Linked DNA regions of Mus musculus: all the other regions are linked to region 1. The links are chromatin contacts, found by Hi-C or POLR2A ChIA-PET in ENCODE. All regions are on one chromosome and are shown on one strand. The core of a region is the stretch at or near the end of the contact, and the rest is flanking DNA. Distances in the headings are between cores, read along the strand shown. Region 1 holds the start of Socs3 (suppressor of cytokine signaling 3). Region 2 holds the start of Afmid (arylformamidase). Region 3 holds the start of Tmc8 (transmembrane channel-like gene family 8).

Region 1 (2,700 bases), core at 97-2,596:
GGATAAGAAAGGTGCCCGCGGGCTCGGCGCTGAGCAGCAGGTTCGCCTCGCCGCCGGTCACGGCGCTCCAGTAGAATCCGCTCTCCTGCAGCTTGCGCACGGCGTTCACCACCAGCTGGTACTCGCTTTTGGAGCTGAAGGTCTTGAGGCGCAGGCTGGTGTCCAGGGGGCGGCTCATCCCGGCGGCGGGAAACTTGCTGTGGGTGACCATGGCGCACGGAGCCAGCGTGGATCTGCGCGGCGGTGGCTGCAGCTGCTTCGCGGCCTCCGCACAGCGGCCGCTACCGCATCCCGGGGAGCTGCAGAGAGCAAAGCGTGAGGCGCGTGAGTGCCCGGAACCCTCCAGCGTGCCCGGCCCTCCAGCCTCCGCCTAGCGCCCGGGGCACCCCTTTGCCCCGCTTTAGACCGTGTCTCAGGCCCAGCCACCTCGCGGAACTCGACTGTCCTCGGTCACTGCCGGCCAACCCCAGACAGTCTCTTCCCCTGCCCGCCCTAGGAGGACGCCCAGAGAAAACTCGCGCGTGGAAGTTGGGTCTCCAGGAGCGCGGCCAGGATGGGGAGAGACACAAGAGCCCTAGGGACGCTCAGGGCGCCTCTCAGTCCGGTGTCCTCAGTGGCGAGGGCGAAAAAAGGGGGGTGCCAAACCCGAGATATGTGAGAGAGGGGACAGGAGAAACCCGAGGGCCCCAGTCTGAGTATGACGGGAATCAGGGATCTTCGGTTCTCATCCGCTCTGCCCCCTACCTCGTCCCCTCCCTACCGGGAATGACCCGGGAAGGGGAGGAGAAACCGGGAAAAGCTCCCGAGCTGGACCGAGGCCCCCACCCTTCCCCACACCGCGCCCCTCCTTCCTACCTAGTCCCGAAGCGAAATCTCCGGCCTTGGGGCTGCGCCTCCTATGGTCCCCGAGGCGAGGCGGCGGCCAGCAGTGGCTCGCGCTGCGCCCAGATGTTGGCAGCCGTGAAGTCTACAAAGGGGCTCCCCGTGCGTGCGCCCCCTCTGGCTTCGCTGCTCCCCGGGCCGATGAGGCGCACTCCTGGGCGAATCAGGCAAAGGACCTGGGCGAGGGACCTCGACGGAGAGCTGGGCCGGGAAGGGGGCGTCCGGGAGCCCGGAGAGACAGCGGTCGTAAGAGCAGGCGAGTGTAGAGTCAGAGTTAGAGCCGCCTCGGAGGCCGCGCGCGCGGGTATTTACCCGGCCAGTACGCCCCGCCCCCCGATTCCTGGAACTGCCCGGCCGGTCTTCTTGTAATGTTTAGTCACTACTCTGCACTGAAAGGCTGTGCGCGGAGGGCGAGGGAGGGGCCGCGGAGGGCGGGCTTGGAGCTGGGGCCTCCAGGACCCGCCGAGACTCACCGAGAGGGAGACAAAGCGCGGCGCGAGGCTGCCCGACCGGCGGGCGCGGCGCCAGCCTTGGCCGAGCGTTCCTGGCAGCGGCCCCTCCCCCGCGCGCTCCGCCCCCAACTTCTCATTCACACTTTCCCCCCCCTCCCTTCTAAGAAGGCTGGTTTCTGGCAGAGGCGGGGGCGTCGCGATGGGAGCGCGCGGGCAGTTCTAGGAGGCCAGCCGGGAGAGGCTCCCTCCTGGCACCCCTTCCCTTTCTTTTGATCCCCGCGGGGACGCTCCCCTCCCTCTGCACCCAGGCCACTCCGAGGTCCTCATGTACAGTTCCAAGCATCCCGTGCCAACCAAAAGGGACGTAGGACCATTCAGCCACCAGCCCACTGGGGACCTAGGAAGTGGAGGAGGGGGATGCGCGACATTTACCTGTAGACAGGTCCAAAAGATGAAGCTGTGAGATCCAGAAGTGGAGGAGACACTGACTTAGAAGCAGCTACCTGGCCTCAGCTCATCCGCCCATTGCCTGGTTCTTCGGTGACAGACGTGGGTGCTGATGTCCTTTGGGGAGTGGGGTGGGAGGAGCAGCTAACTACTACCTTATCACTCATCTGGGCCTCCCAACCTGCGTGGCGAACTGTGGGTCCGCCCAGGTACTCTCGGCGCGGTGGGGGAGCTAGAGGAAAGAAACCCTCATCCCATGCTCGTCCCCCGAGTCCACCAGAGGGCGCGCTGGAGTCTTGTAGGCGAGCCGAGTTTTGCTGTTTCCCAGGCTCTGTATAGAGAGAATAAGAGGTTGTGGGGCTCCTTATTCAAGAACAGGAGTGGGGAACCCAGAGAGAGAAGCCTCACTTCCCAGGACAGGGTCAAACCTGAGAAGGAATGTCGACTAGGAGGACTGTCCACAGAGCGTTGTAACGGGTTCAGCCACTGCCTGAAAGTCGCTGAGGTGTCAGAATGGACCCTCTCTTGCCTCTACGTTTTAAGGTGTCTGAACTTTCCCGATGGTGGGGTGGAGAGGGAGTATTGATAAGAGCAGGTGATTGAGGTGAAAGGTTGTTTACTCCTGGTCACGTGAGTATCTATAAAGGCCTAGTGTCGAGTTTTGCAACAGGCAGCAGGAAGTGGCAGCCACCTGAGAACCAGCTAAGTGACACACAGTGTCTGCTCTCAGTGGGCTTTCTGACCTGCCCTCTTGGATACCACAGGCTTCTTGTAACACCAGTAGGAGGGCAAACTGACTACACAGAGTAGCTTGGGCTAGGAGGGAGGGCTGCCTGCTTCCCTTCTGGCCCACTGTGTCCAATCTGCTCCACTGATGCTGAGGAACTAAGAGAGACCAGGGCAGGTGCACTGCCTCTCT
Region 2 (2,700 bases), core at 7-2,506, 140 kb before region 1:
GGACTGACCGATCATGTGTGGAGAAGCTGTTGCTATAGCGCGTGTCTTTGGCATACTTGATGACCAGGCACTTGTACTGGGCGATCTGGAAGCGCCGGACTCTTCTCATCAGCTCTGTGCTGCAAGAATTAACCAGAGCACATGAGGCCCGAGCAAAAGGCGGGCTGCCACTACCACCTAGCGTCGGGCAGCCGGAACTGCAGCCGTTCACCCCATGCTGTTCTGAACAAAATTCAATTTTCATGAATGAACTTCAAAGTCTTTGACAGAATCACCAGAGAGCTTGCTTCTGGATCCCAGATCATGAGTTTGGCCCTCACCCTCGGGGCAAGGGACAAATTGAGGTGACACCAGACCATTCAGAAATAATGAGGTGCCTGGTATGGTGATGCACCCCAGCAGAGGCAAGCGGATCTCTGAGTTGGGCCACAAATAAAGACGCTGAGTTAAAAAAAAAAAAACAAAAACTAACCCCAAGATAAAGCAAAGAAAACCCAAGTAGTGTGTGTTTGTTATTCTGGGTGGGACTCCCAGAGTTTAGACCCTCACCTCAGAGTTAATTGGGCTCCAAGGCTTTAGGAGAGCTCGCATGGGGAATGAATGAGGAAACTGTCAGAGAAGGTGCCTAACTCCCAGGGGACACATGAGAGTTCGGTGGGCTCCTGGGTAATGTGGGCTGGGGTCTTCAATTGTACCCCCATGTGGTCCGCCTCAGCAAAGATAGGGTTCCCCAAGAGAAAAGGCTTGGGCAGGAGGATGGCAGCAATCCAGGAAATCGAATTTTGGGCGGGAATGTACACACAGAGGTCGAGCGCGTTTGCCGCCTAGTCAGAGGCTCCTGGGAAGATGGGGGAGGGGGGAGAGGAGAGCCAGGGCCTGCAGAGAGAGAGGCTGCAGAGAGAGAGGGAGGCCCACCGCCCCGAAGGCCCATTCATTACCTTTTCCCTGAGAACATGGGCCCGAGAATCACCTAGAAGAGAAGTCATTTAAGGGGTCTCCCCCTTGTACACCCCGCACCAGCCACCACCCGACCCCACTCCAGACCCCGCACCTGAATCTGCCCCCGAGTCTTGCTGGGGGAGCTGGGCAGCACGGTGGGCAGATTGATGTAGCTCATGGCTGCTGTGCAAACCTTAGTTAGCACCGAGAGTCCGTGGGTGGAAAAATTTCGACTTACTGCTCGCATTTGCCCGCGAACTCAAAAGGGGGCGGGACGAAGACAAGACTCGTCCCACCTCTCAGCTACGTGAAAAGCCTGGAGCTCGACCATCCCCTCCGGATCTGGCCATGGCGTTTCCTTCCCTTTCTGCGGGCCAGAATCCCTGGAGGAACTTGTCTTCGGAGGTAGGTGTGGTGCAGCCGCCCAGAGCCGGGACTGGAATTTTAGGATGCCCACAAGCCAAATTTCCAAGCGTTGAGCGCCAGATTTCTTCATTTTTCTCGTCATAGAGCAGGTTTAGCTTGTTAGCCTGGTTTTAAAGACAGCGAAAACTCAAGTTCCAGCAGGAACTAAGGGGCTTAGGGTTTGGACCTTACTCTGAGGTTGTGCAGTGTGATTCTGTGTTTCTGTAACTACAGTCTGGAAGGTGCCAAGGCTGGGGGTCCTTGCTGTGAGTCGCAAAGTAAGGCAGGCACCTTCAGGGACAGACTGTATTGAGCGGCTTCAGAATTCCCATGCTAAAACTCCTATGGCTCACACCGAGCATGCCCAGAAACCTTCTCACTCAGGAATTTGTTTGGTTACTCTGTCTGCCATTGGTTGCGGCAAGGGTTACCAAAGGCATACACAAAGCAGGACAACACATTTTGGCGCTTGCTGTAGTTAATTACCATTCCACTAGGATTTCTTGACTGGTTAGCTTGTATTAAACAGGCTTCTTTGTTTTGGTCACAGACAGACATCACTTAGAATCTGTTGAAAGTTAGGAACATGTGTCCTCGGGGGTGGCTCAAGCATTCAATTCCAGGCAGAGGCAGGCAGGTGACTTAAGTTCAAGGCCAGCCGGGTCTACAGAGTGAGTTCCAGGTCAGCCAGGACTACACAAAAAATAAACTTTAAAATACAATCAATCATAAATCCTAATAGTAAAAATGAAGGCAGAGGGCTAGAGAAATGGCTCGGCTGTTGAGCATCCACAGCTCCTCCGGAGGCGCAGAGTTGAGGATTTCCAACACCCACATCAAGACAGCTCACAGCGTCCAGCTCCAGAAGGGACTGCAGGCACACACATTTAAAGAGGAAATAAAAAGACTTTTGGCACATGTCAGTAATCTCAGCACTTGATCCTCGAGGCAGCTACACAGTTACAAGAGATGAGAAAACAAAAAGACGACAAAAAAAAAAAAGATGATGCCTAGCCAGGCCCCTAGCATCCAGCAGGTACCAACCGGAACGAGAAGGGTCTATAGCATGTAAGACGAACATTCAACAGGAAGAGGCAGAGGCAGCTGTGTTTGAGCAAGGGGCTTACATTGTTTCTCTTACACACCTCCCTTCCAACCCTGTGGGCGTCTAGCACCCCCATTATATCAACGAGAAGAGCAAGGCTAGAGACAGCTGGAGAGAGCCAAAGGTGCCCAGCCCCAGGCCTCAGTGTGAAGACGCACTCACTGTCTTCAGGATTCCTGTGTTGGCTTAGGAACCTGTGTCCTCCTGGCTTTCTGTGTTAAGTGTGGGCATCTTACATTTTCCCCTCGTGG
Region 3 (2,700 bases), core at 22-2,521, 190 kb before region 1:
CTGTTTCTAAAGCTAGGGTTAAACTGCTTCCTGCTGTGCCAAGACAGTCAAAGACCTTTCTATTTCACAGATGAGGAAATTGAACCCGAGAAAGTGTCACCAGCCTCCAGGTGTCACCAGCTGGAGCAAGGAACCTGGCCACCAAGATGCTCCATAGAACCGCTTCCCCCAAGTTACAGACAGGGTGACCGGTGACCGTGAGAAGTAGAAGGGAAAAACAAGTCCCCTCCTACACACGAAGGTTAACAGACCCCAGGAAACGTGTGGGATACCGGAAGGAGATGAAGCCTGAGGGGGGAGGGCGACGCTTCTTCGCAGCTGTCTCTCCGTGCCTGGGTGGGTTTACCAAGCGGCGCCTTGGCACCGGAAGTCTTGGTCTGCAGACCCAGCCCTCCTCAGCCCCTAGTTGACTCCTTGCTCTTACTCTGAATTTTGCACGACTTTGGCCCAATTTGAAAGCCATTTCCTGGGGCGCCTTCCTGTGTGAACTTGTTGGGAGTACAGAGCCTGTGGGCAGGGACACAGGCGGAGACTCAGAATCCAGAGCTGAGACAACAAGGTTTTAAAAGAGGTGAACAGGGAGGAAAGGCTAGGGCTCCCAGAACTGGGAACTGGCCAAGATGACTCCTAAAGGTCTAGTCAGTGGATGACGAGTGACGTGCTTGAAGAAGCTGCTTCCTCAGCTCTTAGGTTGGGCTTGGTGCCAGAGCCTGGCCAGGGCATAGCAACAGGGAGGGCAGTGCCTGCCCTTAAGGCGGTCAGTTCAAAAATAACCTGCCAGCCAGTCATAGTGACACAGGCCTTTCTTTAATCCCAGCCTTGGGCAAGTGTCTCTGTGAGTTCAAGGCCAGCCTGCTCTACATGATGAATTCCAAGACAATCAGAGTTACACAGTGAGACCCTGTCTTGAAATAGAACAAAAAGCAAAGAACAAAGCGCCAGGGATCCGGAGAGGCAGCAGCTCCAGTGCTGAGACCATCCACCCATCACTAGCCTGCTCTCTGGGGCGACTGCGGACCGCAGATAAGGGTCCCCGCACCAGGACACGCCTAAGGGCTGGCGGCCAGGAAGGGGGCTTGCAGGAGTGGGAGCACAGAAAAGCAGGTCGGCCTGGTGCCACCCGCGCCTCTCACCTGTGCCCGTGACCCTCCAGGTCGGGAAGTGCACGCAGAGGCAGAGGAAACTGTGAGGAAGGAAGGCGGGAGTGGGTGGAGGGGAGGAGACGCGGTGGGCCCCCACCCCCGGGGTTCCTGTCACGTGACCCCCACCCCACTCCCTCACCACCCTGCCTGGTGTGTCAAGAGCTGGTCTTAGGAGGGGGCTCTTCGGGGAGCTTGGTCCCTTGCCTCTTTGTGAGCTGCTTGCCTTGTGACAATAAGGACGGTGAGAGGGGGAAGAAGGCCAGGGCTATTGCTTCCTTCCGGATGGTTTGGGGGGGGGGGTGTCTTTTCTTTTCTCATGATTGGGGATGTAGCCACGCCTTCTATTCTGGGTCCCTTGAGAAGACCAGAGCAGACCCAGCCTGGACAAAACACACAGAATGGGGCGGGCAGTGACGGTGCTCGCCTTTAATCCCAGCACTTGGGAGTCAGAGACAAGCAGATTTCTGAGTTCAAGGCCAGCCTGGTCTACAGAGTGAATTCTAGGACAGCCAGGGCTACACAGAGAAACCCTGTCTCAAAAAAACAAAACAAACACACACAGAGAGAACGGAGCCCTAGTACATCCAGAGCTGGGGTGTTGCAGGAAGCTAAATTCTAGGAGCTGTCGGGGGTTCGGGACAGGAGTGACCTCCCAAAAGCCAATCAGCACATGGGAAAAGATTGTGTTTTTCTAAAGCGTAAGGTAAGGTTTAGGACAGACAGCCTTTGCCCGCGGCTTCTCTCTCCTCATATCCTGGAGGCCTTTCACCGTGCTTGGCAGTTGAAGACTAAGGCCTTGGTCAGTGGGTCTGTTTGAGAGGTGGAGTGGGGCAGCCCCGGCTTCGACCACAGCAGGCTTCTTTTCACTGTGGACACTGGCAGGGCCAAGGTGGAGCTCCTGCGAGCAAGGATCTTGCCTGTCTGTCCCGCGCGCCCACTGGGATGTTTCGCCAGTGGTCGGTGCAGTCAGGACCAGCCCCACGAAGGCCTGAATCCCAGGCGGCCTCGGAGGAGCTGTGGGAGCAAGAAGTGGAGCGGCTATGCGCCTCCCGGACGCCTGTGCGGATGCTGCCTTACGCCATGGCAGACAAGCGCTTCATCCGGTGGGTGCCGCTCGGCTACTCTGGACGAGCTGCGCAGGGGTGGGGTGGGGGTGGGGGGCCTCCGGAGGATGCATCTGTCAGATGGATTACTCAAGGGCGCCCCCCTGTCACCACGGTCCTGCAGGGAACTGCGGGAGCCCGAGGGAGTGAAGACCACCTTCTGGCAGCGGTGGCATCGCCCGAGGCGGGTGGCGCGACAACACCTGAGGGAGGCAGAGCAACGGCTGGCCCGCGGCTTCGGTCTCTGGGAGGGAGCTCTCTACGAGATTGGGGGTAGGATCCCATGCCGACCCATATTTCCCACCTTCCTCATCAGCCCCTCCATCCTTGTACACCCCTCGGATTCCTCCTGTGCACACCTAGCTGGGTTACATACAGATCTCTGGAGGGCTGTGGGGGCGCGCGGAGCCCTAATTTTGCCCTGGGCTGGTCCATATTGCCACACATCACACAGC

What was found. Hi-C counts contacts between places; a loop is a spot of excess contacts on that map. ChIA-PET counts read pairs that join two places held with the same protein, here RNA polymerase II (POLR2A).
Region 2: POLR2A ChIA-PET joins it to region 1 with 10 read pairs in Patski. The contact joins the promoter of Afmid here to the promoter of Socs3 in region 1. POLR2A ChIA-PET finds 5 or more read pairs at or near these places in 2 of 5 experiments (Patski and embryonic stem cell).
Region 3: a map of T-helper 17 cell shows a loop between it and region 1 (1.9-fold over the local background). The contact joins the promoter of Tmc8 here to the promoter of Socs3 in region 1. A Hi-C loop is called at or near these places in 1 of 37 maps with a recorded cell type or tissue (T-helper 17 cell). POLR2A ChIA-PET finds 5 or more read pairs at or near these places in 1 of 5 experiments (embryonic stem cell).

Annotation. Positions count from the first base shown.
Region 1 is chr11:117,968,020-117,970,719 of GRCm38, forward strand. It overlaps Socs3 (suppressor of cytokine signaling 3), which reads right to left and starts at 1,347. Exons shown (of 2, transcript NM_007707.3): 1 at 856-1,347; 2 at 1-299. The coding sequence starts at 211.
Region 2 is chr11:117,824,663-117,827,362 of GRCm38, forward strand. Afmid (arylformamidase) reads left to right here and starts at 1,257. Exons shown (of 11, transcript NM_027827.3): 1 at 1,257-1,344. The coding sequence starts at 1,288. Tk1 (thymidine kinase 1) reads right to left here and starts at 1,352. Exons shown (of 7, transcript NM_009387.2): 1 at 1,052-1,352; 2 at 939-970; 3 at 9-119. The coding sequence starts at 1,117.
Region 3 is chr11:117,781,026-117,783,725 of GRCm38, forward strand. Tmc8 (transmembrane channel-like gene family 8) reads left to right here and starts at 1,272. Exons shown (of 16, transcript NM_181856.2): 1 at 1,272-1,383; 2 at 2,025-2,245; 3 at 2,370-2,518. The coding sequence starts at 2,085. It overlaps Gm11723 (a long non-coding RNA gene), which reads right to left. Exons shown (of 3, transcript XR_003949820.1): 3 at 1,630-2,448. It also overlaps a transcript of Tmc6 not described here.